Regions from separate parts of the Mus musculus genome. Here all the other regions are linked to region 3. The links are chromatin loops, found by intact Hi-C in ENCODE. Cell type or tissue: left cerebral cortex. All regions are shown on one strand.

Region 1 (8,000 bases), 230 kb before region 3:
TGGAAGCGTCAGAGTGGGTGGGCCTCGGGCTGAAGGCCCCAGGATCTCTGTTTTGGAGACAACGAAATGAGAGGCTCAAGTAGATGGGGGAGGGGCGGGGGAGCGGGGAGACCTTGAATGACGAGAATCTGCAGGCCTCTAGGACCCTGGGCTGAGGTGTGTGAAACTAGAGCCCCTCCCGCCTCCAGCCACGTAGGCATCAGCTACCATTCTGGAAACTGCACACTGTCTACTGCCACAGACCCAGATTCCAGCCTCAGCCGTACTTCCTTCTGCAAACTAGCCCCGCTCCTTCAACCTTTCCGAAGCTCGATTCTTCCCCAAGAGAAAGCTCCTACTCAAACGCCCACTCCTGAACGAACACATGCACTCTCTCTGCCTGTCTCTCTCTCTCTGTCTCTGTCTGTCTGTCTGTCTCTCTCTCTGTCTCTCTCTGTCTGTCTCTGTCTGTCTGTCTGTCTGTCTCTCTCTCTCTCTGTGTGTGTGTGTGTGTGTGTGTGTGTGTGTATGGTTTGGGGCACCTCTCCATCTGCTCTTCGTATCTGAAAGGTTGCATTCATTAGCCTAGACCCGCTAAAATAAAACTGCGGAGCCCTCCCAACATATTCGGTCTACTCCCACTCCTCTTCATTCCAATTTGACACGTTCTCCACGCTCTCTCTTGACCCTCCCTCTGCGGCCATCGCAAGTCCTGGCCACGTTTCAATGGTACCCACACAAGAGTAGAACTCCGTTATCCGCCCTCCAAGGCTCCACCCCCGAGTCCGGGCGGCGAGCATCCCGCCCTCTCCTGGTCAGCTCCCAGTAAGACAGTCAGTAGGCTTGGGGTAGCACCCTGGCCGGCCCCCGCACCTGGTAGTAGGCCCTCTGCAGGTAGTTGTAAGGCTCCCGCCGGCGGAAGGCATCCCGCAGCGCGCTCCCCACGCGGAGCCGCGCCGCGCCCCCCGGGCCCAGCCTCCGCACCGCGCACTGGGTCAGGCACTCGGCGCGGCGGAGCGTGGCGCGCAGGAGCAGCGGTTCCCAGACCCCGGGCCCGGAGACAGGATGTGGGGCTCCGAGGAGCTGGGAGGGGAGCGCGGCGCCCGGCTCGGCCGCGCAGCTCGCCCCGCACTCCTGGCGCGCGCGGCCCAGCGCCGCCCGGCTCCGCAGCGCCTCTCGCAGCAGCGCCACTGCGGGCGCCCAAGCCCCGGCCGAGTAGGCTCGCAGCCCGTCCGCGTAGAGCAAGTCGGGGGCCTGGGGAGGCGACCCCGGTGACAACTGAGCCAGGCCCGGGGGCTCGGGAGGCTCGGGGGACCCCGGGGGAGGCAGCAGCAGCAAAAGCAACAACCGCAGGAGCCGGAGCATGGTGCCAGAGTCGCGGGCCCACCGCCGAAGGGAAATGCGGAGACGGGAGGGAGGGAGGGAGAGGAAGGAGGGGGGGTAGGGGGAGGAGAAGGAAGGAGAGATGGAGAAGAGGAGGGAGAGGAAGAGAGAGGGAATGAGTGATGCCAAAGAAACCTGCTGGATTTAGGCCTGCCCCTGGGAAAACCGAAGTGAGACGGAGTGAGAAATCCGAGGGACACATGGGTCTAGTGTGGGTAAGAAAGGGAAATGGAGAAAGAAGGGTGAAATAGGGCTCCTGGCCTGTGACGTGGGGGTAACTTCGTTTCCGTCCATCCTTGAGTCCTGGAAAAGGATTGTGGACGCCCCTCACACGTTCATCTACCCACGCTCCTGCCAACCCACCATGTGAAGATGGATTTTCGAAACGCTGCCTGGAAGAGGGTGACTCCGTGTTTGGGACACCAATTCTGGCACCAAAACTTTTCTACTCAGAAACTGAGCGCCCAGACGCATTTAGGGGAGATGGGAATTGAGTACTTTTTACTAATTTAAGCAAAGATCCTTCCCATTCAAACTAACACACTCTAGTGTCCCTTGCTCCACCCCAGGATCTTACGCTCCTACGCCCATTTCTCCTATGTCTGTCTGCGTCGTATTGGGCCGTCTCTTTCTATACCTCTTCCCCCTGCCCTTTATCCGGTTTGTCCTCTAGCCACTTTCCCTCGCCCAAGCCACTGACCATTTGCCCCCCCTCCCCGCAAACGCTGAACATCAAGGTTTCCACGGCAACTCAGCCTTTTAATACATTTTGCTAGGGGTGAAGACGGGTGCGTTGGGTATCTGGTCACTTGGATGGGAGAGAGCTGGGGCTCTAGAGCCCGGATGTAGGCCCCCCCCCCCCCATCTCCCTGGAGGCAGCTGCCATAGACTCAGGGCCAGGATGAGGCATACTCACTCGCTCGTGCCTCCCCCCCCCCTCCAGTGAAGCAGGCCTATGCGGCCTCACAGGGTCAACTGGGGGAAGATGGGGTTACCTGGCCCCCAGGGTCTTCCCCAAGCCCTTGAACTCCCTTCGCTCCCGGTCAGGGAACAGCGTCTTCCTGCACTTAACCCCAAAGGAAGTCCAACGGCTCGGCTATCCGGAGACCCAAGGGAGAGCCGTCGAGGTGAAAAACCCAGTGGTCTAGGCCTACGAGGAGAGGGTCCTGGTGACGCAGTTGGAGAAGGCAGAGGTGTCTCATCGATGAAGGTGGTGATCTCCTCCCGGAAAAAACCGGGACCTCGTGGGGGTCCCCCACCCGACCCCAGAACCCCACTTTCTAGAAACTGTCGAAGGCTGGCCAAGCCCCCGCCTTCAGCCTCTTCCTCATCCTCCTCATCCTCCAGCCTGTGTCTCTGTCCCAGGTATTCTGGAGGGCCTCCGAGGGCTCGGCTCTGGGCTGGGAGGATCCGGATATCATCCGATGAGGACCACTTGTGCAGGAAGGAGCCTGGTGCCCGAGGAGTAGAAAAGATGTTGGTCTCATCGTGGGATAATCGTCGGGACAAAGGGACCTGGGAAGAGGAGCAGGTGAGACCTGGAGATGCTGCAGAGACAAAGGTAAAGGTGACAGGAACCAAGGTGGGGACTCTGCAAGATGGCTTCATACTCTTCCTTTTCTCCAACGTGTTTACTCTAGTAGGCAAACCTGGTTCTGAGAGATCTGAGGGAAACTTTCTTCCTCTTGTCTCTCCTTTACCTGACCCCCTAGGGTACCCTGCAGTCCAAAGCCAAAGAGCAGTGGTGCAGGAGACCAGAATGGAGGTGAGTCCTTCTGTCCCATACCTGTAAGTAGTGTACTCTCTCCAGCGGTGGGAAGAGCATGTGCCGCCCAGGCAGCAGCTTCACCTGGGTGGGGTCCCGACTCCCTGACCCTGTGGCCCCGTTAGCATCAAAGCGAATTTTGCACACTCGGCCATCTGTGTAGTCGTCACAGGTGCCATCTAGGAGCGAGAAGGAGCCCAGTGGGTACAGGCAGAGAAGACCTACCCTCTAGAGCCCCATGCCCTTCATAAAGTCCAGGAGGACTCTTTGACTCCCATCAGTCTGTAAGCCCCAATCCCTGTTTGGCATGGACCAAGCTGGCCGGCCGGTGTAGGCTTCCAGAGAGGAGCAGATGCCTAGTGAAAGGCTCATCAAAGGAAACAGGGCTTGGATGGACAAGTCATCAGGCTAGACGGAGCCTGGAGTTGGCTCCAGCTTAGTCCAGCAGGGGGCACCCCAGGGCAGCACGTCTCCTCAAGGAGAAGGGCAGTAGAAAGGACAGAAAATAGAGGTAGCTATCCAGGAAAGAAAAGGCCCCGTCCCTCCTCTGACCGTCATCACCGTCATCCTCGGACATGATCGCCACACACTGCTCCCACACTGTGCGCACATCTGCACGGTAGCGCTCACAGGACCAGATGAAGGAGGGCAGGAGCAGTGTCTGTGCCATGGAGCACCACAGCACTGCCAACACCATCCATGGCGGAGCTGAGTCTGACTTCAAGGAGAAGAAGCTCACCACCTGACGGGGAATAGGCAATGGCTGGTCAGGCTTGAGAGTCCAGGCCCCACCTAAGCCTGATACCCACCTTTAAAGCAAGGGATTAGGAAGGGAGGCGGGTGAGCCTCTGGAAGGGGTTGAATGATGAAAGGGGAGAAGTGCTATAAACAAATCCCTGACGTTGGGCGCTTGAGCGGAGTGGGAGAGATGGGGGTGGGAGGAGAGTGAGACTCCAAGAAAGTCAAAGACAGAGGAACCCAGGAGTCGGGCCTGGATAGTGTGGTCGGGTGAGCCTGGGGTTTCTACTCATTTCCACTCAGGAGTGCTCAGAGAATGATCTCCAGGGAGAAGCAGGGAATAGATAAAGGCTCAGGGCAGCTAGCCGTGTGACAGGTTGAAGAGTGACAGGGCCTGTGGAGCTGAAGAATAGAAGTGGAAGCAAGGAATGGTCAAAGGAGCTGGGGGATTGAGTAGTGGCGGGTGAGGACTGAGACAGGGAACCCCAAATGTCAGGAGACAGACAGACGAGAGGACGGTAGATGCCGGGCTGGAGATGGAGCTTTTGCGTGGCTGGTAGAACTGGAAGGCCCTGTATATTAAAAAAAGGCTGAAGGACCTCAATCTCACCAAAATGGGCACCCCCGTGAGTGAGTCATAGAGAAAGACGATGGCGCTGACCAAGTTGGTGACCTGCAAGGATGTCTTGGCAGATTCAGAGCCATCCAGCGAGGACCGCCGCTTCCCTCGAGTATCCTCCACCACAATGGCTGGCACCTCAAAAGCTGGCCGGGTACCCAACCCCCCCAGCCCCCCTGCTTTGGTGCCCACACTGCCCCCCGCTCTCCGGGCCTGCCGAGCCCTCCGGGGCCGGGCCCACAGTGTCTGATAGAATGTGATAGCCACACAGACCAACCCCATGACAATGCCCCCAAGAAGCAGGAGGCTGAAGCAGACACCAAAACCGAGGCCGATCTTGGAGACTATGAACTGGCAGCCTCGGGCATAGTAGCGCTCCCCGTTGTTGTGCCAGCCGATGGAGGGCAGCGTGGAGAGGATGAAGCTGACCATCCAGATGCCCATGACGGCATGCAGCGCCTGCTTCTTGGCGTTGCTGAGGCGGTAGTTAACGGGCCATCGCACCATCCACATGCGATGGTAGGAGAGCGAGGCGACCGTGAAGCAGGTGGCCAGGGCCAGCGTGTAGTAGGTGGACACAAAGACCTTGCAGATGCTCTCGTTCCAGTCATAGTCAGAGGAAGCCTGGCGCCGGAGCTGCACCACAGCAAAGGTGGTAAGGGGCACAGCCGCCATGAGTATATGAGTACCGGCCAGGAAGCAGAGCAGTAACTCCAGTGGCTTGTGTTTCTGCTGTTTGGCTGAGATGCTAAGGATGATCCAAGCGTTGGCCAGCAGGGCCAGGAGCCCACAGGCCAGCCAGGACAATGCGTTTGAGCGTAGGGAGGCCTCTTCTGCCCCCAACCCTCCCCGAGCCATTCTATCCTCGGCCCCACCCCCACCCCCTTGAATTCCTGGGGGCGGGGGCTAGGTCTCACCCTGGAGCCCCGCTCACACACACCCCCATGATGCCCACAGTCCTTGCCTGGTAGCCAGGCAAGCTGACCCCAAGTCTTGCTTACTTCTCAGCATTGCATGAGTGACCCAGCTAAGGCCAGGTGGGCAGGGCAGGGGAGAAGGCAGGGAATTAATAGAGGCGGTAGTCCTCAGCCTCCATATTGGGTGGGGCTTTTTCTCAGTTATCCCTGTAATTGATGGGGGAGGCAAGCAGGCTGCTTCCCCATCTATGAAGCTGGCTGGGCAGCTCTGATTCTCATGCTGGGACTTCCCGGTCTCTTTCTCCAGCGAGGCTTGACCAGTGGGGGGTGGGGTGGGTGTCTTGGTGCACAGGGGTGGAGCTCAGTCACCTGGACAAGCTGTGAGGGAGGATGAGATGAGGAGCAAGCATTAGGCCTGTGCTGTGCTTGGCTCACTTGTACCCCCTTTCCCTTGAAACTATGGAAATGACTGATGCTGAGGGTCGCTGGGGTCATTCAGAGCATTCCCTTGCCTTAAGTCAGATGCCCCCTTACCCACAGGCATAAGACCTCATCTACTTGCAGACTACATGGAAGGGTCTCCATTCCTTTTAGCCTTTTCTCCCTGCTTTGGAATTCCAAGTTTTGTGCTTATAATAGCCCATGCTCAGAACTACCCAGCCCTGTCTCCATGTCCCTAGGTCTCTCTTCAGTTGCTAATGGGAGACAGACAGTGTGATGTGTTCCTCCTTGGGGACTCACATTAAAGCAGGAGCCCTTCTCCTGCATGCCATTCTCCTGGACTTTGTGGTCTTTGTGCTCAGCCTACTTATCTAAGCCTGGGTTTTCACCCCTTCAGCTACCTAAGGAAAATGGGAGGAAGGAGACTGAGACTGGGGTGGGGGTTGGGGGGTTGTAGCTAGGGAACCTGAAGGCGGGGAAGCCACTGACATCAGAAGCATCCAGAAATGGAAAGAGGGGGAACTAGGGAGAAGGAGGAGAGTTTGAGCTGGAGAGAAAGAGGGGGGAAACTGGTAGTATCTGGAAATAGACGGGAAGGTCCAGAAGCCCCCCCCCCACCCGAGGCGGAGATATTGGAGGGAGGTGGGTGGGAAGGAGGAGGATGGAGGAGGAGCCTGGGAACAGTGATGGGGGGGGGGGTAGACCTTAAATAGGCTGGCTGACCTCACTAGGAGACTTTGGGTCTCCTCCCCTGGTCCAGAGCCTCAGTTTCCCTCTGATGGGAGAGAGCAGGAGGGTTCTGGTCTTAGTGATACGGTTCAGGGAGAGCTGGGGAAGGCACTAGGAAACCAAGTGAAACACTGAACAGACTAGAGGCTATAAGACCGGTGTGATGGTTTTGGGGCAGACGGGGAAAGTGGGGCACAGCTGTGCCACCGTTCATTTCCTGCGAAGAGCCTTAGACCCTAGCTCTCCCCCAGAGGTCCCAGTCCACCCCCATCTTTGTCTCTTCCCCCCTAGCCCAGTACATCCTAGTTGCCATGGCAATGGACAGCCAGGAGGAGGTGTAGGGAATAGGTCCGGATGCCCCCCACTGCCCTCCCTTACAGCCTTTGGACCCCTTCCCACTCACCCTCATCCCACCCCCAGACCCAGTTGGTGGTTCCGAAAGAAAGAGAGGGAGAGTCAGAAAGGGAGGGAAGAAGAAAGACGTGAAGGACAGAGAGAAGGGGGTGAAGGACAGAGAGCAAAGGGAATGGGAGGAGGAAGATTGGGGGCTTTCTGGCCGACAGGGGTCCCTCGCCCTTCGCCTGGATGGGATAAGGTCAGGCGGCTCCTCCCTCCAGTCACCTAGGGTGTTCTCTAGGGCAGAAACAGCAGGTGGCTGGGGAGGAGGGCCGGGAGGAGGGGCGCGGAGGCAGCTCGCGGGGTGGGGTGGGGTGGGGGAGTGGAGACACGCGGGGGACCGGGCAGGGGTCCACTTACCTCTGGCTGCGTCCTGCTCTGCCGAGGAGACGCACTCCCGACGAGGCTCGCCCGGGCTCCCGCCGCCTGCCGGCTCCAGCTCGCCAGCCCTCCTCCTTCCTTCACTCCCTCCCTCCGGGCCTCCCTCCCCCCAGCCTGGCCTCTCGGGCTCAGCCCGCGGCGCGCTAGTTTGCGGCCCCTCGAGGCCCCTGTCTCCCAGGGTCATCAGCCTGCGAGCCCGGGGTTAGGGAGCCGCTGACCAGTCTTGGGGTCGGGGGTGGCGAGGGTGGGGCGGGGAAACTGGACGGCGGTGACTTAGAGGAGGAGGGGCAAGGAAGGCGCGGGGAGGGAGGGGGCGAGGAGGACGGCGGGGAGCGGGCTTCATTGGTGAAGCGGTTGGTGTCCTGCCCCCACCCCATCCCGGATTTTCAACACGAATGAGCCCGAAGAGGCAGCTGGTGTTGTTAGGGACCGAGGAGTTAGCTGTTCAGGGAGGAGGAAGCGTGTGTCACCGTGTGTCACTGTGTGCATCCTTATGAGGGCTGTTCTTGGGTAGAGCTCAGAGGAGCCCCGCATGAAGGCCTGCTAGAAGCTAAGGGGGCTTGCGATGCCAGCTGAGATCGCTTGTAAAGTTGGAAGTGCTTGCTTGGATCAAGAAAAGAAGTGGGCTTTTTGTGCACCTGCATACACCTCT
Region 2 (8,000 bases), 150 kb before region 3:
AGGTGAGGAAATACGCTCATTTAAAATTACATGGAGGCTCTGGAGAGATAGCACGGTGGGTGGTCGAGAGCACTCCCTGTTCTTGCTGAAGACCCGGGTTCAGTTCCACATAGTGGCTTACAACTATCCAGACCTTCTCGGCACCCTCTTCCAACTTCTGTATGCATCAGGCAGGCACAGACATACATCAGGCCAGCAAAACATTCATACACATCAAATAAATAAGCCTTTTTTTCTTTAAAAAAATTTTTTTATTTATCTATGTTTTTGTTTGGACAAGAACCCACACTGTAGTTCCAGCTTTCCTGGAACTCACTACATAGACCAGACTGGCCTCGAACTCAGAGAGATCCTCCTGCCTCTGCATCCCAAGTGCGGAGACTAAAGGTATGCATCACCATAGCTAACCTAAATGAATCTTTTTTTTCTTTTTTTTTTATTAGGTATTTTCCTCATTTACATTTCCCAATGCTATCCCAAAAGTCCCCCATACACACACCCCTACTCCTCTACTCACCCACTCCCACTTTTTGGCCCTGGCGTTCCCCTGTACTGGGGCATATAAAGTTTGCAAGTCCAATGGGCCTCTCTTTCCAGTGATGGCCAACTAGGCCATCTTTTGATACATATGCAGCTAGAGTCAAGAGCTCCGGGGTACTGGTTAGTTCATATTGTTGTTCCACCTATAGGGTTGCAGTTCCCTCTAGCTCCTTCATTAGGGGCCCCTAAATGAATCTTAAAATAAAATCATATAGAGTCAGTGAGGTCGCTCAGCAGGTAAAAGCAGCTGCCACCAATCCTGGTGACCTGAGTTTGGTTTCTCAAACCCATGTGGTAGAGGAAAAGAACTAACTCCTCCAGATTGTCCTCTGACCTCTGCATGCATGCATGTCATGATAGAAGCACTCCATACACAGGTGAATATAACAGAAATTAAATTAGGAAAAGATAGTGTATAGCACTGGCCCAGAATCCCACCAATTGGGCAGTGAAGACAGACAATCAGGACTTAACTTCAACACAGGAAGTTTCAGGTCAGCCTGGGTTACACAATAGGACTGTCCCAAATAAAAAATAGGGCTGTGGCCTTAGCTCAATGGTAGAGTGCTTATCTACCATATGCAAGGTCCTGGTTACACACACACACACATACACACACACACACACACACACACAATACACACACACACATACACACACACATACACACACACATACACACACACACACAATACACACACATACACACACACACACACACACACACATACACACACACACACACACACACAGAGGCATGCAAAGATAAAATGGAATGGTATGAGATTCTTAAGGTTTTCTGTTTGCTATCTTTTCTGACATCATCTCACATAGAGACTTGCTATGTATCTCTGGGATTACAGATTTATATCTAACAACATGGCAACATCCTTACAGTCTGAGAGAAGGAAGAGAAAGGACTTAAAGAAAGGAGACAGGACAGCAAATAACAGACAGAAAAAGAAACCTGGAGATATAGCTTGCCACGGCGGCACCCAACTAGAATCCTTGTAGCCAGGAAGCTAAGGCAGAGTTACCATTAGTTCAAGTGGTCCAGCCTGGGCTATATAGCAAAAACCTATGTCAAAACAAACGCAACACACAGGCAAGGAGACTAAAAGACCACACCTCAAGGTGGCAGGGGCTGTCTTAGCCTTGTCTGTCTGTTTAATACACTAGACCCAGCACAGAGCACGTGCTCATTAAACAGCTGTTGAGTGGCCAAGCAATGTAGAACTTGCTTTGATGGCCAGGTAGGGAGCATATACCTTTAGTCCCAGAGCTACATAGTGAGAGTGTGGGAGACTTGCTTTCAAAAGAGACAAGAAAAAAGAACATTTGTGTAGGATATCTTTAAGTGTAGGTGGCAGAATGCTCATTGAAGTAACATTCTTTTGTTTTGTTTGTTTTTTCAAGACGAGTTTTCTTTTCTTTTTTAAATATTATTTGTTTCTGTTTATACAAATACACTGTAACTGTCTTCAGACACACCAGAAGAGTGCATTAGATCCCATTACAGATGGTTGTGAGCCACCATGTGGTTGCTGGGATTAGAACTCAGGACCTCTGGAAGAGCAGTCAGTGCTCTTAACTGCTGAGCCATCTCCCCAGCCTGCTACATCCACTCCAGTAGTGACAAGCGCGACAGGCCCCAAAAACCTGGGTGCTGTCCCGAGGCGAAAAGTTCATGGAAACTTAGTCTCCTGGAACCTTGGCATCCTGTATAACGAATGCTCCAATGTCCTTGCTTTAGTTGGTGAACAGATCTGTGTGCTTTCCCTTAATATTCCTTTATTACAAGTGCTCCTAAGGATTGATATTTTGACATATAGCTAAGTTAGATTCTAGGCAGTTATTGATCCGACCTTGGGCATGGATAGCTAAGTCACTGCCTTACACAGGAATTTACCATTATCTAGGAAGAAGTAAGTTTGTGATCCAAGGAGGAACCAGAGTAGATACTTAGAACTATAGATAGCTGAGTTACACCCATACACAAGTATTTACAATGGCCTAGGGGGAAGGTGGACTATATTATAGACTAGAGAAGGATGTAGCCTTGGCTGTCCCAGCTCTCCGGAGCTTGATTGCTCTTCTCCTCCCCCTTGCTCCCCTCCCATACCAGGCTGACCTCAAACACCGAGATCCACCTGCCTCTGCCTCCTGAATGCTGGGATTAAAGGTCACCACTGGCCAAAGTAACCCTTTTATATAACCAGATTTATTTTTATTTTCTATGTATTTTTGCCTATAGGTGTGTACAATGTGTACACAATCCCTCTAGAGGCCCAAAGAGGGCATTGGATAGCCTGGAACTGGGGTTTTACCGATTGATGATTGAGAGTCACAAAGTGGGTCCTGGAACAAGGTCCTCTGCAAGGTAGCAAGCTCCTTTTTCAGATTTATTTTCCGTGTAGATGTGTGCCAGTATGCCAGGTGTGTACACACCCTTGATTTCTGCAGTGCATGTTAGAGCTGCTGGAGCTGCAACTCTGCAGCCATCCTGGGTTGCTCTGGAATAGCAGCAAGCTTTATTTATTTATTTTTTAAATTTTATGCTTTTGGGTTTTTTGTTTGTTTGTTTTTAATTTTATGCTTTTGTTTTTCTTCTAGATAAGCTATGTAGCCCAAGTCAGCTTCTAACTCACAGAGATCATCCTTTTTCTGCCTCCCTCCCAGTGCCCCACCAACCAGCAGGCATGTTTAGCCACTGAGCTGGCTCTGCAGCTCTGAGGTACTCTGGATGGAATGTCAAAGTGCTTTTCTTTAGAGCAAGAAGAAAGGACAATTGTCGGGTGGGATACCAAGAGGCATTTAAAGAAGGTCTTATATATCAAATATCAATGAAAAACACATTTTCTCCTTTTTTTTTTTTTTTTTGGCTTCACTTTGCCAATCTGTCAGCTTACGTTAACTATATCACTGTTTCTTCTCTTAGCACTATTTTTTTCCCACTAGCAATGATCAAATCGAAAGAAGCTGAGAGTCTCTGCTCCCAATCTTTTCCTGAGTAACCACTGACCCTTTTCCCTCAGGGAGTTGGTTAGAATAAACCTTTCTCTTCAGATCAGGTTCCACACGGTACCAATGTGGCTGACAGCCAGAGTAAAGAACTTGGGACAGTTTTGAGTTTGGATCTCTGTGGGTCAAAGTCTACCCAATACAGTTCAAATCCTCTGACCCAAAGGGGAGGGCTCTTCTCTCCAGCTCAGCCAGATTTTGTGCAAGACAATTAGTATGTCAAAATACCAGTCTCTGGCTTTGGAGTCAGCCCTCTTGGGCTTACTTTTTAGCTCCACCCCTGGGTGATTCTGCTTAATTTAGCTCTCCACCCCTTTATTCTTCTAAACTTTAGTCCCTTGACCTATCTACCTGCTCAGAACAAAGAAAGTTTTAAAGACCTACGACCTAAAGGAACTGGACTATAGCTTAGTGGTAGGGCATGTGCTTGGTATGCCCAAGGTCCTGAGTTGGGTCCTGAGCACTAAAACCAAAACCAAAAAACGACAACAAAAAGCAAACAGACTTCAGAACTAACGCCTTTGCCCAGGCCAACCCTTCACAGACAGGTCCTGGAGTGGTCCAGAAGCCTAAGCCAACACCGAGTCCTAAGGAGCTAAGGATCCAGCCCGGCCCAGGATCGCCCTCTGGCGGCCAAACTCCCAACCTGGATTCCCTTCCCTGGTTGGCCTTTTCCAAGGCTTAACTAGACCTGAGCTAAATTGTCACCTCCTTCTCTGCGTCACTCGGAGGACACCGCCCGCCCGAGCGTCTCTCCAGAGGGACAGGCCCACGCGCTCCCCTGGTTAAGCGCCCCTCCTGCAGTGTGTTTAAAGGTCCCCGCAGGGATCCGCCCCACCGATCGCCCCCAGACAGCCCGCCTCTCCCCCCCCCCCCCCGCAAAAAAGGTGCGGCACACCCTGCCCCCACGTTGCGCTCAGCCGGTCCCTCCCGATTCCGCTCCGCCCCCCCCCACCTTTGCAGGAGCCTCTTCCTGTCCCCAGATCCCCGAGCCAGCTTAATGACACCTCCCACCCGCCCCAGAGGACCCGCCCTCCGGGGCTCCACGGCGCGCGCGCCGCCCTCCCTCCCAAGCAGGTGGGCGGAGCTCCCGCAGCCCGCCCCCGGGGCCGTCCGTCGTGACGTCACTTCCGTTCGGGCCTGACCGAAGATCGGCTTCTCGGGCCGAGGGCGGGGGTACGGAGGTGGCAGGCGAAGGCAGGAGGCGGTGCGGGAGGCGAGAAGCTGCCGCGCGGACCAATCCTTGCGTCCCGGGCCGCGACCCTGCTCCTGCAGCGCCCCGAGGAGAGGCCGGCCGGATGGGCCGCTGAGCCGGAGTCGGGGACCGGTGAGGCCAGGGCGCCGCGGCCCGCACGGCTGCAGGGATGCGATCCCGGGAGTGGACCTTCCTCTCCGGCTCGCCCGGCGGGAGGCACGGGCTGGGGCAGTGGCGGCCCGGATCGGTGGGCAGTGAGGCCTGCCCGGGGAGGCCTGGTAGCGCCCAGTGCCAGCAGAAGGCGGAGTAGTTGGGGGTCATTAATGGGGTGGCGGGCCGCCGTTCGAGATTCTCATCGAGTCTGGCGTCGGAGGAGGAGCTGACCGTGGCTCGGGGAAGAGAGGATGGCGGGCGGGGGTGGAGGGGCACCACTAAGAGGCTTGGGAAAAATTCCATGACCGGCTTGGAGAGCTGCTGGCTCTCAGGTCTCATAGGTTATATGGCTCACCTGGCGAAGGATCTTCCCTGGAGTTTGGAGGGGTCAGTGATAGTGTATGCAAGAGGCAGCCTTAAGAGTAGCAACACTGAGCTGGTGTGCATAAGCCTGGCCGCCTGCAGGAAACACAGCCTCCGTATCTTCACAGTGTGGAGCCCCCTGGAGCTGAGATCACGATGTTCCGCTTCATGAGGGACGTGGAGCCTGAGGATCCCATGTTCCTGATGTGAGAATTCCCTCCCCCTCGCGCCCTCAGCCCATTCGGATTCAGGTCTGAGCAGTTCAGGCAGACCTTTGAGTTGGTTCCCTTGGCTGGAACCAGTTAGAATTAGCTGGATACTCAGCTGCCGCTCTCAGAGGGAAGCCGGCATCCGTGCCACTGTGTACCCTGACTTCATTTCGGGGAGGTGAAGAAGGCTGGGGGTTAATCTGCCTTCTATAGTGTATGCTCACTCCGCAGGGACCCCTTCGCAATTCACCGTCAGCACATGAGCCGCATGTTGTCAGGCGGCTTTGGATATAGCCCCTTCCTGAGCATCACAGATGGTAACATGCCAGCAACCAGGCCTGCCAGCCGCAGGATGCAGGTAACAGTTGGAACATATCGAGACCTGGGGTGATTAGTTAAGTATGCTGCAGTTCTTGCCCTACAACCAGCTTTAAAGGGACATGACCTGCGTGGGAGGCAGACGAGTGGGGTCAGGAGTCTGGGAAAGGGGCTGTGTGACTCCTGTGGAAAGAAGGAAGGGGGGAACGGAGGCACTGACCTCCTTTGGTACATACAGTTGGTAGGGTGTAGTTCTAACTTCAGTTTCTCGTCTTGTAGGCTGGGGCTGTCTCTCCCTTCGGGATGTTGGGAATGGTGAGTCCCTGTCTTCTCTTCCTGTATCTCTTGCACAAGTGCATACACTCACGTGCGCGCGCGCACACACACACACACACACACACACACACACACACACACACCCCTTAAATGTTATTTCCAAATGCACCACTCTGGTGGTCTTAAAAATCTTCTCTTTGGATAGTTGACATGGTTCAGAGCCCATTGACTATAAGTTAAGGAGCTAGGGCTGCAGAAATGGCTCCCGAGTTAAGAGCACCTGGCTGTTCTTCCAGACAACCAGGGTTTGATTCCCAGCACCCACATGGCAGCTCACAACTGTCTGTATTTGTAGTCTTAGGGCATCTGATGCCATCTTCTGTTCTCCACCGTCATTGCATGAATGTAGAGAGCAGACGTACATGCAGACAAAACACTCATACACAGAAAGATAATAACTAGAACACTCAAATGCTACTGACACTCAGAAGTTCTTAATCACTGGGGAAAGTAAAAATGTACAGCGGTTCTTTTGAGGAGGGAAAGTTTGGGGTTCTTTTACAGCTCTAAATATTCAGAGGGGTTTTTTGGTTTTTTTTTGTTTTTTTTTTTTTTTGTTTTTTTTTTTTTTTTTTTTTTTGAGACCAAGTTTCTCTATAACAGTCCTGGCTGTCCTGGAACTCACTCTGTAAACCAGGCTGCCCTCAAACTCAGCTCTGTTTACCTCTGCCTCTCAGTGCTGGGTTAAAGGCAAGCCCTGTCAATCAACATTTAGCGTGATCAGAGGTTTTAATTCATTGCCTTTGGGTCACTTCCTTAAAGATCGGGATGAGCTGGGTGTGGTGGCGAACGCCTTTAATCCCAGCACTCTGGAGGCAGAGGCAGGCGGATTTCTGAGTTCCGAGGCCAGCCTGGTCTACAGAGTGAGTTCCTGGACAGCCAGGGCTACACAGAGAAACCCTGTCTCAAAAAAAACCAAATTTAAAAAAAAAAAAAAAAGATTGGGACGGCAGGCAGGAGAAGCATTAGGGCGGTCACAGAGCCGGAGAAGGTAGCCAGCAGTTCATGGGGAGGAACTTGAGTGGTCAGGCTAGATGTAAGAAGGAAAAGGGGTCTGTCCTCAGGTGAGTGGCTGGCCCCAAACCGCTGACTAGTCTTCTGGACTCTCATCTTTCCCCAGTCCGGCGGTTTCATGGACATGTTTGGGATGATGAACGACATGATCGGGAACATGGTATGACTTGCCCCATAGTCTTCCCCTGCCTTGATCTCCGTAGCAGCCAACATGGTTGGGGGTGTGGGGTGAGCTAGTGACTAAGTTGAGTCAGAGCACCAGGGGTCCTGTGTTTGTTCTTAGACCCATGAGTGATTACGTATGCTAGTGTTGGGCCTGAGGAATCGGGGCGGTTGTGATGCGAGTTTCCCATCCTCACGTATTTTGAGGAAGATGTAGCAAGAGCCAGCAGCTGAAGGGAGCTCCCTTCTGCAGAGTAGGCCCTCATTCAGTCCCTCCTCAGGAGCACATGGCTGCAGGGGGCAACTGCCAGACCTTCTCCTCCTCCACTGTTATCTCCTACTCCAACACTGGGGACGGCGCGCCCAAGGTTTACCAGGAGACGTCGGAGATGCGCTCTGCCCCAGGCGGGGTGAGTAAGGAACCCCTCTATCTCAGAGGAGGTAGGATGGATCGGCATCCACAGGAACCAGGGTCATCTGTTTTCAGGACTGGGTCGTGGGTGGCTGGTTCGTCCCGGGGAGATGTAGCCAGGGCTTTGTGGGGAGAAGTGAATGAGCCTATTCACCTCGTCCCAGATCCGGGAGACACGGAGGACTGTCCGGGACTCAGACAGTGGTCTAGAGCAGATGTCCATTGGGCATCACATTCGGGATAGGGCTCACATCCTCCAGCGCTCCCGAAACCACCG
Region 3 (8,000 bases):
GCTCTTCACCCTGTCACTTCCCCTGCGCCTCTCCTACTATGCACAGCACCACTGGCCTTTTCCAGGCTTCCTGTGCCAGACGTCGGGCGCCATCTTCCAGATGAACATGTACGGCAGCTGTCTCTTTCTGATGCTCATCAACGTGGACCGCTATGCGGCCATCGTGCACCCGCTGAGACTGCGCCACCTACGGCGGCCCCGTGTGGCACGGCGGCTCTGCCTGGGCGTGTGGGCTCTCATCCTGCTGTTCGCTGTGCCCGCCGCCCGCGTGCACAGCCCGTCCCACTGCACGTACAAGAACATCACTGTGCGCCTGTGCTTCGAGAGCTTCAGCGATGAACTGTGGAAGGGCAGGCTGCTGCCGCTCCTGCTGCTGGCCGAGATACTAGGCTTTCTGCTGCCCCTGGCGGCTGTCGTCTATTCGTCTGGCAGAGTCTTCTGGACACTGGCGAGGCCCGACGCCACTCAGAGCCAACGGCGACGGAAGACCGTGCGCCTCCTGCTGGCCAATCTCATCATCTTCCTGCTGTGCTTCGTGCCCTATAACTCCACGCTGGCTGTATATGGGTTGCTACGGGCCAACTTGGTGAAGAACAGTATTCAGGACCGCGATCAGGTGCGCGGGGTGCTGATGATAATGGTGCTGCTGGCCGGCGCCAACTGCGTGCTGGATCCACTGGTTTACTACTTCAGTGCCGAGGGTTTCCGTAACACCCTTCGCAACCTGGGCGCCCCGCTGAATACCAGGCCTTTGGCTACCAATGGGGCTGCAGGCGTGCTCACCGAACTACCCTCAGAAAGCACCCAAAACACTGGGCAGGATGCCACAAGTCAGGTTCTACTCCAGCCTGCCACTCTGGGTACACCCCCGGACAACTGCTCCCAGGATTCGGCTCTCTGAGAGGACGCAGTCTAAGTGAACGTAGACTTGTGCCTCCCTCAGAGGCTTAGGGTGTACATTTGAGGGAGGTGGGCTGGGTACTTGGACTTTGAAACAACTCCAGCTCTAGTGTGCAGAAGGGAACAAGTGTGTAAGCAAGGAAAAGAAGAGTGCCACTGCTGACAGCTTTAGCTTCTGATTATCACACAGAGAAACCCTGCTCCAGTATGTAGGAAGCCAAGCAGTGAGCATGCGCATGGCTAAGAGCTGGTACATGGAGCAGAAGAGAGATCTCCTAGGTCGTCAGTCTGAGAGCTAAAGATCTGGTGACCTTGGTGAATCAACTACACAGACGCTCATCTGTCATCTTCAAAAATAAAACTCTGGGCTGGTGGTGGAACCGAGAACCCACAGCCCGCACATGCTGGGCCAGTACATTCCCACTGTATTGTATCCCAGCCTTACCTGCTGGCTTTTGTGTTTACTCAAGGGTGATGGCCACTGTGTCACCAGCCCTGGCTTCCCTGTTCAGATGGGAGGTATAACACAAAGGTTTATTTGCTATGGACCAAATAGTTCTGACCCATTTCCCAACTTGTAACAATTTCGACTTGACACCTGGCATGTGGTGGCTGGGGCAGGGCAGAGCCATGCTTGGAGTCCCTCTCACTTGCTAGTTCTTGGTTCCTTTTCTAAGTCATCCTTTTCCCTTCTGCAGCTCTCGGGGCCTCTTCCATCCTGGATCTTTAATATTCAGTCTCACTTCCCTCTCTTTCCCACCCCGTTCCTTCTCCTCACCCCGCCCCCTTATATAGTACATAGCAGAGTCTGGCCTTGAACTCTTTTTGTTTTGTTCTGTTTTCAAGGCAAGAGTCCCACTATGTAGTTCTTGATGTCCTGGAACTCATTCTGTACACTAGGCTGGCCTTGAACTAACACACAGAGATCTGCTGGCCTCTGCCTCCTAAATGCTGGGATTAAAGCTGTCTGCCACTAAGACAGACTTTGGTCTTTTTGTTGTCTTTTTGTTTTGTTTTTGTTTTTTCAAGACTGGGTTGGGATTTGTCTGTGTAATAACCTGGTTATCCAGAAACTCACTGGTGTAGACCAGGCTGGCTTCAAACTCACAGAGGTCCACCTGCCTCTGCCTCTGCCTCCTGAGTGCTGAGAGTAGAGGTGCGCCCAGCATGCTGGTGAGCCTCCGGTTTCAGCATTTCATACATGCTGGGGTTACAAGCCCAGCTGCAGTCAGTATTTTATGAAATTTGTATCTTTTGAAAACCGCTCTCTCTACATGGCCACCACACTTTGCTTCTCTGTCTCTTAACTCATTCTCTCTATCCCCCATCCTGGGCCTCCTCCCTCTCCCTCCCTTCCCTCGATCCTCTCCTCCCTCCCCCTCCCTCTTCTCTTCCCTCTCCTCCTCTGACCTTTACCATTTTTGCAGTCAAACGTCAGTCCTCAAACTGTTTGGTCTCAAATCCCTTTGTGCAAGGAACGAGGGAGCCGACAGAGCTTTTGTTCTTTCCTTTTCTTATGATGCTCACCATGTTATTAATTAAAGCTGACATGTTTCTGAGACATGGAAATACAGAAGCACACATTCCATTTATCTGTGAGAGCGGGAATGTCATCACATTCCATGAAACCCCTGGAAGCTTCCCTCTACACCCGGGAGAGGATGAACACGGACGGACACGGGGCATGCTAGCATTTAAATATAGTCTTGACCTCAGGATTCCTCAAAGAGCCAGTCTCTGGATCACACTTTGAGATTGTTTATTCTAAGGTATTAGAGTTCACATCTAACTTCCTCTAGGTTGGCACTGATCACCCTGCTCATTGTGGTCCTTAAGGTTCTCTGGAGGACACAAATACTCAGGGCCAGGCGGAATGTTTCTGGAGAACCGTGTCATCCAGGAGAGAAGAGTGTACAAGGAAGGAAGGGGGAGATGGAAGGGCAGGAGGAGGAGCCTGTCTTAGTAAGCAGGGTAGCAAAAAGGTTTTCTTCCCTATTTATCCAAGTAGGACTGGGTTGTGGGCAGGGCTGCAGTTGTTGCTGTGACATTTTTAGATCCTGACATTGAGAACTGATGTCATGTGTATGTCCTACACGCACTATGCCCCTGTGTCTCACAGTACAGAGAGATTTCCCAAATGCCTCTGTTTTAGTTAAGATTTGGGCCTCGTGTATCTGTTGGTGATTTGCAGGAGTAACATGACCCCTGGTGGCCAAACTAGGGAAGTAACTTCCATTCCTCAGTGATGGGCCACAGTCCAGATGCATAGAAGTCAGACCCTTACTACCAGATGCTTTAAAGCTGCTGTTAGCATCCGTCCCAAGCGCCTCTCTTCCTCAGCACTCAAAGTCTGTGGAGAGTATGAGCACCCACCTGAGGCAGAATGTCAGAACAGGCACTATAGGAACAGAGTTAAACAGAATTTTCAAAAGGTAGGTGTGTGTGTGTGTGTGTGTTGTTGTGTGTGTGTGTGGTTGTGGCACAGTTGGTAGAGTGTTTGCCTTGCATGCATAAAGCCCTGGGTTTGATCCCAAACCTGGTCTGGTATTGTATCATTCCAGCACCCAAGAAGTGGTACACCCTATTAATCCCAGCACTGTGACGGTGGAGGTAAGAAGTTCTCTGTCAGTTTCAGAGGTGAGGCCAGCCTCATCTACACAGAGAGTTTCAGACAGCCATGGCTACATAGAGAGACTGTCAGGAAGAGAGAGAGAGAGAGAGAGAGAGAGAGAGAAGGGAAAGTCATAGACAGGAAGAACAGAAGTTCTACGTTATCTTTAGCTATATATTTATATATTGAGTTCTGGGATACATAAGACCGTCTCAAAAAAAAGTTCCCAGATGGGGCTGGAGAGATGGTTCAGTGGTTAAGAGCACTGACTGCTCTTCCAAAGGTCCTGAGTTCAATTTGCAGCAACCACATCACATGGTGGTGGCCCACGCCTCTAATCCCAGTGCTTAGCAGGCAGAGGCAGGCAGATCTTTTGCGAGTTCAAGGCCAGAGTAGTTTACATAGCCAGGCCAGCCACACCACATGGTGAAACCCTCTTCTCAAAAGAGAGACAAAAACAACTTGAGGGATCTGAGTCTGGTGTGCACGCCTGTAATCCCAGCTCTGTACATACTGAGGCTGGAGAACCACGCCTCGGAGGCCAGCCTTTGCAAGTGCCTAGGTATGATCTTTGGCACAACAAAACTAGATAAACAAATACATTGGAAAAAAGGTTGAACTATGAGGTGGTGGCCCACACCTTTAATCCCAGCATTGGGAGGCAGAGGCAGGTGGATCTCTGTGAGTTGGGGGCTTGCCTGGGCTACATGGACAGTCAGGGCTACATGGAGGAACCCTGTCTTGAAATTCCCTTGTATACCACCCCCCCAAAAAAAAAGAAAGAAAATTGAGCTCTTTTAGGTACAGGTATTGAGTGAATCCCAGAACAATTAAAACAGCATGTATCACCTAACAGACCATATAACTTATTTATTCTAATTTTTGTATGTACTTCTGACTTCCTCCACCTCCCTAGGTAGAACGCAAGCCCCATGGGGGAGGGGATGCAAAGATTTTTGTTTGGTTGGTTCATTGATGTATTTACTGGCGTCTAGAACCATGCTTGCACAGTTAGTACTCAATAAAGACTCGCTAACTAAACAGTCAGATCTTGTGAAGTACTTAGTATCCAGTGGCGACCACAGCACAGGTGAACAATGTCCACACCTGAAGACCTGAAGGTAAGAGAAAGCAGAAGGTGGTGCTGGCAGTTAACGAAGCCCCTGAAATTCTCCCAGCGAGGTTCGCAGACATGCTTGTAGGATAGAACTGTGGGGGACCAGGCAGGGAGAGTCAAGAAGGGAAAGTGGTGTGGGGGTGACTGGACTAGGGAGAAATGTGGTCAGGCCCTGGGGAGACACAGATGGAGGCAGGTGAGGCTAGCCTGAAATGTGGCATCAGAGCTCAGAATGGTTTCCACACATTTCATCACCTCGAGAACGGCATTGAAGGCGGAGGAAACGAATAGCACCCGACGAAAAACAGGCTGTGCAGGTCTAAAGAGTCTGCCATTTTCACAAAGTGCCCCTCAAAGAAGCGGCAGAAGGGAGAAACCCAGAGCCCTGCCCCCTACACTCACATGCTCTGGGCCTGCCCCATTTAAGAGAGGGTCTTAGGTGAAAATAAGAGCATTGGGCAACTCAGGAGGCTGAAGCAGGAAGATCTTTTCTTCAAGGTCAGTCTGGGCAAGTGAGCAAGACTCTGTCTCAAAATAAACAGAGGGCTGAGGACAGTCCTTACCAACCATGTTTGCTGATTTGGGTTCAATCTCCACTATGAAAAAGCATTATGGAGTTAATATATCCCTGCTCCCACCCCCACAAGATGGCTGAAGTATTGTGACAGACACCTGTAGTCTCAAACTACTCTGGGGTCTACAACAGGAGGAGTTAGAATTCAAGGGCAGCCTGAACAATAAAGAAAATTCCAAGCCAGACGGTGGTTTTGGGGCAAGGCCAGACCGGGGCCACACGGAGACATCTTGTTTCAAGAAAAAGAATGAACAGAAAGAAAGAAAAAACATATGTCTCAATAAATCCATATGCAAATAAAATTTCTGCACACCAGTATTTCAAAATAATGTCTATAATATTTTTTTTTTTTTTGCTCTGCATCCCAGCCTATCTTTGAGCTCTCAATCCTCCTGCCTCAGCTTCTGAAGTGTTAAGATCACATGTGCTCTAGCATGCTTTTCTAGGGAGCCTCTTTTTATTTAGTTATTATACGGGCCTCTGATGAGCCTCATTTCACTGAGGAAACACTGGCGACTGTGAGGTCTAAAGGTCACACCACCAGGAAGTGGCTCAGTTGGCTTCCTAAACTCTTTCTTTTCAGTCTTAACAAACTAGCCATCCCCTTCCGGACATCCAGCCAGTGCCACCCCAGCTGCTTCTCCCTCAGGCCACCTAAGGCCTTGCCAGCCCATAATAATCCTAATACCTTGTTGTGTAAAGGTTTCCTCTGAAATTGAAACATTCCACCCGGTGGGGAATCTCCTTAAGCAGGAAGGTAAACACACAAAATAGTTTCAGGAAGTGCCTAAAACTGACCAAATTCATTAGGCCTATCCCTTGTGAGAGTTAACAATCAAGGTTGAGAGGGACTACATGAAGCCCAGCTCTAAAGAAGATTCGGAGACCAGATCGGCTGCCCGGTAGAAGTAGAAACCAGCCAAGTTGCCTAGAAGTTTAGAGCAACTGAGGCACCTGGAAAGGGCCTCAACCTGCTGAGCCATCTGCAGGCTGTAGGGTGTCTCCAGGTTCCCAGCTTTTGTGAGCCGTCACCCATGCTGGGTTGGGCTTTGGTGATACAGCTGTCTTTGAGTCCTTTCTGTTCCTGTAAGTAACCCCTCACCCATATTCCTATAAGTAACCCCAATAAAACTTATCGGTTCACCAGCTAGGACTTCTGTGCATTTTGGTCTGTCCTGGATTCCTTATCTAGGATGAGTAGACCTAGCTCTTCTGTTGCCGCACCTTGAATCTGCCTCATTATTTCTGTTCTTCCCAAATCGTCCTCCTCTGACATCCTTGTCCACTCATGGCTCCCCTGACCCCTTACTTTATGCTCACCTTGGACACAGTGTGGCTGAATGGGGGCTGAAAACTGGACTCACGTCTCTAATCTCATTGTTCCCCAAACACACCACCAAGGAACTGTCAGCAGCAGCTTGTCTTTGTTGGTAGCACACAAAATGGCTTAGACCTCCTGCAAGATGGTCATGACCCTCTCCAATCCTCTGTCCTTCCAGAATTCTCATACTGGGTTTAAAGAAAACCAAAGGCTTCCAGGACTTTGGAATCAAACAAACCTGGTTAGTAATGTCAGCTGTCACTTCTTAGTAAAGTAACTTTGGCCAGTTAACCTCTGTGAGCCTCTGTTTCCTTCCACCCCTGGGAAATGGGGCTCCTAGTATCTACTTACTGGGTGGCTGAGGACAATGAAATGTGAAAGGCATTTTAGAAATCCCATAAATGGGAGCTCCTTCCATCACGGTCTTATGTGGAGTCTGGGATTGCTGGAGCTACTCTTGTGAAAGACAGCAAGGACTCCAGGTGAATCGTCCAGATGAGCAGAACTAGAGTCAGGGGAACTAGCACTAGGCAGGCTGGGCACGTTTCCATGGTGCTAGGTCAAGCAGGCAGCCCCGGGGCAGTGACTGGCCCATTGCCCTCTGGGGGCACTCTCTCCCCATGAGGCTGATGTCCAATCCCACGGACTAATATGGAGGTGGAGAAGTGCATGAAAGGCAGAGGAGGGAGACAGAATGAAGAACCAATGGTGGAGAAAGGGCCAGGGAGAAGGCTGGAGGGGAAGTGAGGGCCAGGCAGACACAGGGTGGGGCTGGGAGAGGGGCCCGTGGTCCTGAGGGCAGCGCCAGCCCTGGAGGGAAAGCTCTGACCCAGGGCGGGAGGAGGGACAGGGAGAGAGACCAGCGCGCTGACACAGCCTCGATGTGTGGAACGGGCTGGGGTTTGGCCCACAGGTCAGGCGTCTGGCAGTATTATGGGATGGAGAGGCCTTAGGAGACAGGGAGAGTATTATGGGCTGGAACAGCCTTAGGAGACTGGGGAATATTATGGGCTGGTGAGGCCCGGCTCCAACTGGAGGCGGGAGGAAGGGGTGCGGGGCGGGAAGGGGGGGTGGTGGTGGAAGGGAGTATTATGGGCTGGAGGCCTCCTGCGACCAGAGGCAAGAGTATTATGGGCTGGCAAGGCCTTCGGTGGCCAGAGGGGGGAGCAGCGGGGGATGGCACCGGCTGCATGTGACTGAGGGGGGGGCAAGTTGGGGGTGATGAGTGGGGGTGGGGGAGCTTATTATGGGATAGCTCTTTGTACCTACTGCGGGGACTGCTTCTCCAGAAGATATTATGGGATGTCGTGTGTGGGAGGGGGAGGGGGGCTGGGGGGATTATTATGGGATGGTGGTGCAGAATTGGGAGGGCCTGAGGAGCTCTTCTCCAACCCCCCCACCCCCCAGTTCACCCCTTCCTCTCTCATCATTCTAAGGTCAGCCTCCCTTCAAGAGTCCAATGGGAACACCTGAAATT
Region 4 (8,000 bases), 85 kb before region 3:
AACCTCCCGACCATGCCCGGCGCCCCACCCGTTTCTGCGACCCCCCAGCCCCGCGTAGCTCCGAGCGCCTGCAGTCGTCGCGCCGCCACACCAGGCATGCAGGTGAGCGAGGGGGACCCAAAGCCCCTACCCGTAGGGAGCAGACTCTGCCCTCCCAGTGCCAGCTCCGCGTCCTTCGCCCCCCGCCCCTCCTGGCGCGGTCTCCAGCCGCCTCCAGTCTCCCAGAGCTCCTTTCCACAGTGCCCTCCATCCCTCCGCTGTCCTGACTCCATCCTACCCTCTTGGTGCAGCAGTCAACGTCTCCGCGCCTGCCACCATCCCGCCTTTAGCTCATCCTGCAGCTTCGGGCATCCTCCTGCCTCAGGTCCCCTTTCCGCTCTGGGTGCTCCCTCCAAATCCCTTGGCCGATCGTTTCCTTATTTTTCCCGGTTCGCACCGCTTTCCAACCCTATCCAGGGAGCGCAGGCCTGTGGGATTGGCGGGATTGGGGGGCTCTGCTAGAGATGGGGCCCGGTTCCCCCACCCCACCCCCAGTTCGTCTTCTGCGCACAACAGGTCGGTGAGGAGCGCGAAGGGGGTGGGGTGGCGCACCAGCTTGGGGACTGCGGACTTCCTGGAGGGGGTGACAGAGGGGTACGGGGTGTGTGAAGGGGCTGGAGTTGACATTGGTGGTGGTGGTGGGTTGTAGCCAACGAAGGGGCAGGTATGCCCTGGAGTAGCGGGCCACTGGTGTCGCCGAGTCCTTATTCGCTCCACTGGTTCGGCTACCATTTCTTTCCTCCCGTTTCTAACCTCCTCCCACTAAGCCCCCCGGCCTCTTTCCTTTCCCTTCTCTTTCACCTGGCCTCCAGCTCTGTCTCCATATCTCTTTCAATTTCAAGAAACAATTCCTAACTCCTCCATCTTTGCTGTTCTGTCCACCCCCCACCTCCGGTCCCCGTCCCTTCCTTTTTTGATTTTGCCTTCAACACCGTGTTCTAATCTGTCTCAATGACTCTCTCCCCGTCTCTGATCTCCACCGTCCTTTTCTCTTCCACTCTCTTTGCTTCTGCCCTGACCAGACCCCTCCATCCTCCTGCCTGATGCCTGTTTTCTTTTCCCTCCCTGCCGTCTTCTCTCTTCAGCATCCTTGGCCAATCTCCTGTAGCCCCTCTTTCCTCCCCATCTCCTCCCTTCCCAGCTGCTGTCTGTCCGTCTTCTCACTCTTGACCAACCTTTTCCCTCGCAGCCTTTCACCTCTCGCACCCCCCTCCCCTCCCTAGTTTATTCCCTGGGGTATTCAACACGCAGACGGAGACTAGGAATCCAGAAGACACAGGGTGTCACATGTTTCTTCTCTCTGAAGATCCCAGCCCCTCGGGCCTCACCACCCTCAGTTTGGAGACTGCACTTCCTTTCAGAACCAACCATCTAGATTCTCCTAGGACTTTTCCCCGGAGCAGCCACAGTTGAGGGGGTGGCTTCCTTTGAGCTCCACCCTCTTTCAGAATGCACCCATGCATTTGGGTGGTTAAGCATCAAGAGCAAACCCCAAAGCGTGTCCTGTAGCTTTCCTCCCACCGACTGTTTTCTCCCGCTTGTCTGAAAAGGCAGCTAGGCAGCCAGCTTCTAGGCTCCATCATAAAAGAAGTGCCTGGCGCTTCAAGAGGTGACCGGGCTTCTAGCATCCCCCCCAACACTCACTAAGATTGGCTTCCCTTCCCTCCCCCACTCAAAAACTCCCTCCCTAGCGGTAGGTGCTCAGGGAATCACAAGGTTCTTGGCTCTAAATTAAGATCCAAGAAGCCTGGAGCTGTGGGCAGAGGAAGTGAGAAGGAAGGAAGCCAAAGAGGCAAGGGTAGACAGACACTGGGGCCAGGAGGGAATGGGCCCCATCTGGGATGTTGGAGGTGGGGCAGGGGGCTAGTTTAGGGAGTTTTCCCCGAAAAGTATGCCGGGAAACACTGGCTTCTGGGAAGCAGAAGCATGGCGGGTAACTGGGCAGCCCGGGTGGGGCGGGAAGGAGCAGGACTGGTGGATAGATGAGATGGGGGAGTTCACAGGCCAGATTAGGGTGTGACACCCTCATTTTTCCCTCCAGTAAAGGCCAAAAATCTGGGTCACAGCTGAGGAAGATCTCAGATCCAGAGTGCAGAATGTGGTAAGTTTGGCCCAGCAGAGGGAGCTTGCTTGGAGACCACTTTCCCTGGGGGATTGGGCCCTTTCCTGCCTAGGCCAACTTGGGGCCTATTAAGGACTGGCCCCTTGGGAAGAGACAAAATGGGGCCAGGGTCTTCCTAACACACCTGCTCAAGCAGAGAAACCTGGAGGGAGGTACCCAAGACTCCTGGTGCAAACCTACCCTTTTCTACATGAGCCATCGCCTGGGTCTCACCTGCTTTTTCTCCCTTCCTATAGGTCTGCTCAACTGCTGTCCCAACTCCTCCCTCTCTGGCCACTGCTGTTGCTGTCCGTATTACCACCTGCTCAGGGCTCCTCCCATCGATCCCCACCAGCCCCAGCCCGCCCCCCCTGCGTCCGGGGTGGGCCCTCAGCCCCTCGCCATGTGTGTGTTTGGGAGCGGGCGCCTCCGCCAAGCCGATCCCCACGGGTCCCAAGATCACGTCGGCAGGTTGTGCCAGGCACTGCCCCTCCTGCTACCCCATCAGGCTTTGAAGAGGGGCCTCCCTCATCTCAGTACCCTTGGGCTATAGTGTGGGGTCCCACAGTATCTCGGGAGGATGGAGGGGACCCCAACTCGGTCAATCCTGGATTTCTGCCTCTGGACTATGGTTTTGCAGCCCCACATGGGCTGGCTACTCCGCACCCTAACTCAGACTCCATGCGGGATGACGGAGACGGGCTCATCCTTGGGGAAACACCTGCTACCTTGAGGCCCTTCCTGTTTGGAGGGCGTGGAGAAGGTGAGTGAGCAAGGCTGGTAGGGATGTGAGGGATTGGGGGAGGGGGCGGGACTTGAAGACTATGATCTGCGGAAATTGAGGCTTTATCTGTGAGTGTCTCCAGCAAATGTGCCAGGTTCTAGGCTGGCAAAGGATGCAGAGGTGAAGCTGCTGCGTGCACTCTGAAGGGGTTCAGGTCCACTGCTGAAAACAGATGTGAGACACTTGGGGATGAGTCAACATAATAAACACCCTAACAGAAGCGCGAGCAGCATGTGTTTAGGAATGTAGAGAAGCGAGAGACTGTTTTACCCTGGGGGATCAGGGCAGATCCAACAATTGACGTGTGAGCTAGATGTTAAAAAACAGAATGGGGGCTGGTGAGATGGCTCAGTGGTTAAGAGCACTGACAGCTCTTCCTGAGTTCAAATCCCAGCAACCACATGGTGGCTCACACCCATCTGTAACGAGATCTGACGCCCTCTTCTGGAGTATCTGAAGACAGCTACAGTGTACTTACATATAATAAAATAAATAAATCTTTAAAAAAAACAAAACAAAACAAAAAACCAGAATGGGTATTCCAGGCAGGGGGAAGCCATGGAGGAAGGTCACTCACTACCAGGGAATGTGTTAGCACATATTGTGCTGGACACTAGTGGAGGGAAGGCCATCTGATACCTCTACCCCATTTCTATACAGGAAGATAGTTCTGTCTGACCTTGGAGCCTCATCCTCACCACATGTATGTGTAAGATTTGGTACATGTAATGTTTGGGAAAGTAGAGGAGCTGATAGCTCAGGAGAAAGTTGATTATAGGCGAGGAGGGAGAGTCCAGAGGAGACAGGCAGTGTGGAGTCCAACGGCAACACTCGGCCACACCCACTTTGAACCTGCCCAGGCCTCCCAACAGCCTTCTTCCCTCTCCATCAGGTGTGGACCCTCAGCTTTATGTCACGATCACCATATCCATCATCATCGTTCTTGTGGCTACCGGCATCATCTTCAAGTTCTGGTAAGCCGGGGAGACGCCTGATGGCGTGGAAGGCTAGGCACAGGGCAAGACCAAGGACAAGTTTCTCAGGAGTAGGAAACGATGAAGGGGAGAGCTTGGGGAAAGCTAACTGGAGTGGAGGAAGACTCGGGGAAATCAGTTCACGTTCTTCCAGAAAAAAAATACAAGGGCAGTGGGAGGGAAGGGAGGACTCCATCTAAACTGAGGACTTTGGTGGGCAGCTCTCTACAACAGAGCAAACTGAACCTGCTGCAACACCTTTTCGCAGGGCTTCTGTCCAGGAGGAAGAAAATTGGGAGCTTTCTTTGAACACGTGTAATAGTGGGTCACACAGTCCTTCACACTTTACTGAGAGAATCGTTAGATTCAGGTGCCCAAGTCATTAGCTGACTTTGAGCTTGAACTAAATCTGCCAGGTCCCCGCAGAGGAGAGCAAGGCTCCTCTGGACATCAGTGTGGCAGGGGCAGTTTTAAAGGGCTATGTATTGGTGGGGAGGAGTCATTAAGCCTGTGGCCCTCCAAAAATGATCTAGAGGAAAGGAGAAGGAATAGTCTGACGGTCTCAGAAGCCAGTTTCCTTGCTGTGGGGAAGTTGGGGTGTTTGGGGAAGGAGAAGCTGGGTTAACCAGGGATGCTGAACTGAGAGAGTACTTGAGTTTGTGAGAAGACCTCTTTCCTTATGATGCACAAGCTGGGACCGTAGCCAGAAGCGGCGCAGGCCCTCAGGGCAGCAAGGTGCCCTGAGGCAGGAGGAGAGTCAGCAACCACTGACAGACCTGTCTCCTGCTGGAGTCACTGTGCTGGGGGCTTTTGGGGACTCGCCTACCCCCACCCCTGACCATGAGGAACCCCGAGGGGGACCCCGGCCTGGGATGCCCCAGCCTAAGGGGGCTCCAGCCTTCCAGTTGAACCGGTGAGGGCGATGGGATGGGAGGGGCTGATGGGATGGGAGGGTGAGGAGGGAACCTCTAGACCTTCAGTTATCTTTCCTGGGTGGGTGGTCTTCCCTAATGCAGTCCATGACACCCTTCCTGACCTGGTTCCTGGGCCTCCCAAGGGGGCTGGTCAGATCCTCTCCAAGGGGAATGGGGCTCCCTGCACCCCTAGGCTCTCTGTTCTATCCTCCTACCACCCTTAATTCCAGCTCTGCCCTCTTAACCCTGACTTCTCCTGCAGCTTCAGCCTACTCCTTGGTTCCTGACTGTGCATTTTCCCTCTTCCTCTCAGGATTCCCCTGGTGAATCTGTGATGCCCCCCCATGTTGGGGTGCTGCCAAGCAGGAGGCCAAGTGGCCAGCATAGCCACCATCCACTGAGGGTGGGGCAACCCTGGGGAATTGGGGCCATGGTGGGGGGCTCCTAGCTCCTGTCCTTGCACACAACCTGGGACACTCACTAATCCCATGGGCAAGCCCAAGCGTTTGTCCTCCAGTGACTGGGGTCTCCCATTCCCACCCTTGCACATTCACATGAAAGCCTTGCACACTCACCCACACCCTCACAGGCCATAGCACAGTCACGCTCTCCACGCTGCTCCTCTGCCGTGTCCCCATTCACGTCTGCTCAGCCGGCTCCTAGCTCTCTCCCTCGTGTTGCCTATGTCCTGCCCCCTTTACATTCTCTGTGCCCATCTCAGACTGGGCACGAGCATTTCTGGCTCCAATATATGGCATAGTGTGCCCACTCTGCCTCATCAGCACCCACTGGTCTAGCTTCTGTGGCCCTTGCATGCTGCCCTAGAGGTGGGTGGGAGGTGAGCTAGGGGCTCCTTGTACCATTTGTCATGGCCCCATTCACATCTGTGTCTTTCCATTCCATTCCAAGGATGCTGGTATTACTGAGGGCTCCCCCACAGGAACGGGGGTAGTGAGGCCCAGTTGTTAAACTCTGTCATCAGAAGTCTGGGTTTGGGGGAGTCTCCTGCTGCACTACATGAGAAGGGACTCCCATGTCCTCCCTTCCCTCCCAAGTCCCTTGTTTTGTCGGTCCTGGCTGTCTGTGTGTATGTGTCTGTATGGAATTCGGAGCCCCCTCAACAGGTCCTCCATCTCCCACCCTCCCCTAAGGCCTCCCTTAATGTACCTAGGCTGCCAGGAACTGAAGCCAGCTGGTTCAAGGCCATTGGGAGCTCTGCCTCCATATCCACCCTTCTCTCCCTGAGCCCCTCACGTTCCCTCCTCCCCTCTCCCTTTTCCGTTTTTTCAGATTCTTCCAGTTTCTCGCTCACCTCTCCAGCTCCCTTCTCCCTCTTACCTGGCTCCTATGCTGTGATATATATTTTTGTATTATCTCTTTCTTCTTGTGGTGATAATCTTGTGGGATGTAAGTTTCAAAATTTTCAAATAAAGCCTTTGCAAGATAATTTAGTTGCCTGTTTTGCCTTATAATTCCCAACCCCTGGCACCGTCCCCCAGCCCCATACACAGAAGAGGATGGACAGGAAGGAGAATGGGAGAGAAAGGGGAGATGAAGAACTTCTTCAGACTAGATTGTCACCTGGCCTGCTCTACCTGAAGCTGGAGACTGATGGATACCTTAACTTAGGACAGGATGAAGGAAGGAACCGGAGAGGCTCCAGAGGAGAAAGAGCCCTGAGGGGGGAGAACTTGCATCTGAAGTGTTTTTAAGGCTTGCTTGTTCCTTACTAGTGAGGGTCAAGAGAGACCAAAGACAGAGAAAAGTAGGGACATTTCTTAGGACAAGCAATGAGACAAGCCAGAAAGGCAATGGATTGATTTTGACATAGAGTCTCTCACCCTGTTTCCAGGCTGGCCCATACTAGATTCACCCACCTTGGCCTCCTGAATCCTGGCATTACGGGCATGAGTCACCACACCGCACTGGGCAAGACAGCTAAGGCAGAGGATAAAGGGTCATAGGGAGAGGATGAGCGAGCCCAGGAGAGGATGCTCTACCCGCTCTATTTTCATCCATGCTCCTTACCATGGCCCTGCCCACAACTGCCCGCCAAAAAGCTATGCTGCACCAGGAGCCTGTGTGCAGCTCAGTGTGGTTTTCCCACTTGCTAAGGTGTGGGGGTGGAATCAAGGGGTGTGTCTGGGGAGGGAACACAGGCTGCCCAGCTGGGATCAGTCACCTCTGGGGTCGCAATTCTAGGTTTGGCTCTTTAACAGCCCTAGTAAAGCCCACACATCAGTTTCTCAGCTGTTGCTAGGCTCTGTTGCTCTGGTAACCACCTAGGTCTTGTGTCCTGTTCCTCCCCACCCTACCCCCCATCTGTGCCTCACCTGCTCTCTGGAAATGGCTAGCCCCACGGAAGTAGGAGACAATATAGTATCCAAGAGAGCAGTGTGGGCTGCCCGGAATGTACCTGCCTCCATGTGTTTTATCTTTGAGGCTATAAATAGGTGTGTGTCATGCACGTACACACACACACACACACACACACACACACACACACACACACACACACACACACAGAGAGAGAGATAGATATGCTTTAGATGCTGACGAGCTGTACTGTATATTGAAAGACGTGTAGCTGAGCCCCTAAAGCACACGGTGACGACTGTCTGTCTTAGGACAAGGGCAGTGTTAGGACAGGCTGCTCCAGAGGAGAGCAGCGACCGGAGTCATGAACCAAGGACCACCCTGCTGAGGTAGGAGCAAACAAGCCTTCTGAGGAGGGCTGTCAGCACAGTGCACAGGAGATTCCAGAGGGAATGGAAAGGGAGGGGGCCAGGAGGACACTGAAGGGCCTGGGGGAGGTCGGTGAGTAGGGAAGGAAGGAAGGGCTACGTGGAAGGTGAAGAAGCCTCTTTAACCTTTCCAGCGTTCCCCACAGGGCTGGAGGCCTTGCCATGGCGATGGGGAATGAAAGAGCACTTGGAGTAGAAGGGCAAGATGCTCTCGTTCGAAGGGCTCCCTGGGCTCTCACCTTCCACAACTCTCCCTTTAGAGGGACAGTGTGACCCTGTGGCTCATCCATATGCAAAAGGCACACATGAAGTCCCCTAATGAACAAGGAATTAATTGCCGTCTGATTAGACTGCAGTCCTCCTAAATTTAAATAAATTAAACATACCAGTGAGACACTGGGAGTCTCACCTGTTCCCTTTCCCCAGATGCCCTCTCCACTGTGG

Evidence for each region. Peaks named below come from ENCODE experiments on the same cell type or tissue, not always from the same donor. Only the 100,000 strongest peaks of a DNase experiment are listed, where the experiment ranks them.
Region 1: it touches region 3 in a loop (2.5-fold over the local background); 12 of 42 quality-filtered maps call a loop at or near these places.
Region 2: it touches region 3 in a loop (2.2-fold over the local background); 4 of 42 quality-filtered maps call a loop at or near these places.
Region 4: a loop joins it to region 3, with 1.9 times the contacts of the local background. A loop is called at or near these places in 5 of 42 quality-filtered maps.

The regions. Positions count from the first base shown.
Region 1 is chr6:124,856,344-124,864,343 of GRCm38, forward strand. It overlaps P3h3 (prolyl 3-hydroxylase 3), which reads right to left and starts at 1,374. Exons shown (of 15, transcript NM_013534.5): 1 at 853-1,374. The coding sequence starts at 1,344. Gpr162 (G protein-coupled receptor 162) reads right to left here and starts at 7,640. Exons shown (of 5, transcript NM_013533.4): 1 at 7,328-7,640; 2 at 4,476-5,779; 3 at 3,680-3,869; 4 at 3,149-3,306; 5 at 2,101-2,877. The coding sequence starts at 5,342. The coding sequence ends at 2,326. It overlaps Gm32404 (a long non-coding RNA gene), which reads left to right and starts at 1,464. Exons shown (of 3, transcript XR_378023.2): 1 at 1,464-1,577; 2 at 1,664-2,893; 3 at 3,075-4,427. In left cerebral cortex, CTCF peaks have their summits at 802 (motif pointing left), 3,575 (motif pointing right) and 7,387; DNase peaks (open chromatin) are centred at 224, 785, 1,406, 3,311 and 10 more places; H3K4me3 peaks cover 5,550 bases; H3K27ac peaks cover 6,468 bases.
Region 2 is chr6:124,926,699-124,934,698 of GRCm38, forward strand. It overlaps Mlf2 (myeloid leukemia factor 2), which reads left to right and starts at 4,690. Exons shown (of 9, transcript NM_001170341.1): 1 at 4,690-4,888; 2 at 5,401-5,478; 3 at 5,713-5,839; 4 at 6,079-6,114; 5 at 7,256-7,309; 6 at 7,593-7,721; 7 at 7,888-8,000. The coding sequence starts at 5,429. In left cerebral cortex, CTCF peaks have their summits at 2,833, 4,194 (motif pointing left) and 5,398; DNase peaks (open chromatin) are centred at 4,238, 4,638, 5,396, 5,853 and 1 more place; H3K4me3 peaks cover 2,370 bases; H3K27ac peaks cover 2,753 bases.
Region 3 is chr6:125,081,572-125,089,571 of GRCm38, forward strand. It overlaps Lpar5 (lysophosphatidic acid receptor 5), which reads left to right. Exons shown (of 2, transcript NM_001163269.2): 2 at 1-2,473. The coding sequence ends at 901. Among named protein-coding and RNA genes, the nearest start is that of Chd4, 10 kb to the right of the region's middle. In left cerebral cortex, CTCF peaks have their summits at 430, 630, 3,110 (motif pointing left), 7,098 (motif pointing left) and 1 weaker place; DNase peaks (open chromatin) are centred at 404, 796, 3,097, 7,130 and 1 more place; H3K4me3 peaks cover 507 bases; H3K27ac peaks cover 1,417 bases.
Region 4 is chr6:124,996,838-125,004,837 of GRCm38, forward strand. It overlaps Pianp (PILR alpha associated neural protein), which reads left to right. Exons shown (of 6, transcript NM_175696.4): 1 at 1-102; 2 at 2,081-2,140; 3 at 2,398-2,903; 4 at 3,817-3,898; 5 at 4,590-4,811; 6 at 5,126-6,259. The coding sequence starts at 2,136. The coding sequence ends at 5,147. It also overlaps a transcript of Cops7a not described here. Among named protein-coding and RNA genes, the nearest start is that of Pianp, 4.1 kb to the left of the region's middle. In left cerebral cortex, CTCF peaks have their summits at 2,162 (motif pointing right) and 3,325 (motif pointing left); DNase peaks (open chromatin) are centred at 327, 557, 924, 1,474 and 2 more places; H3K4me3 peaks cover 2,692 bases; H3K27ac peaks cover 2,472 bases.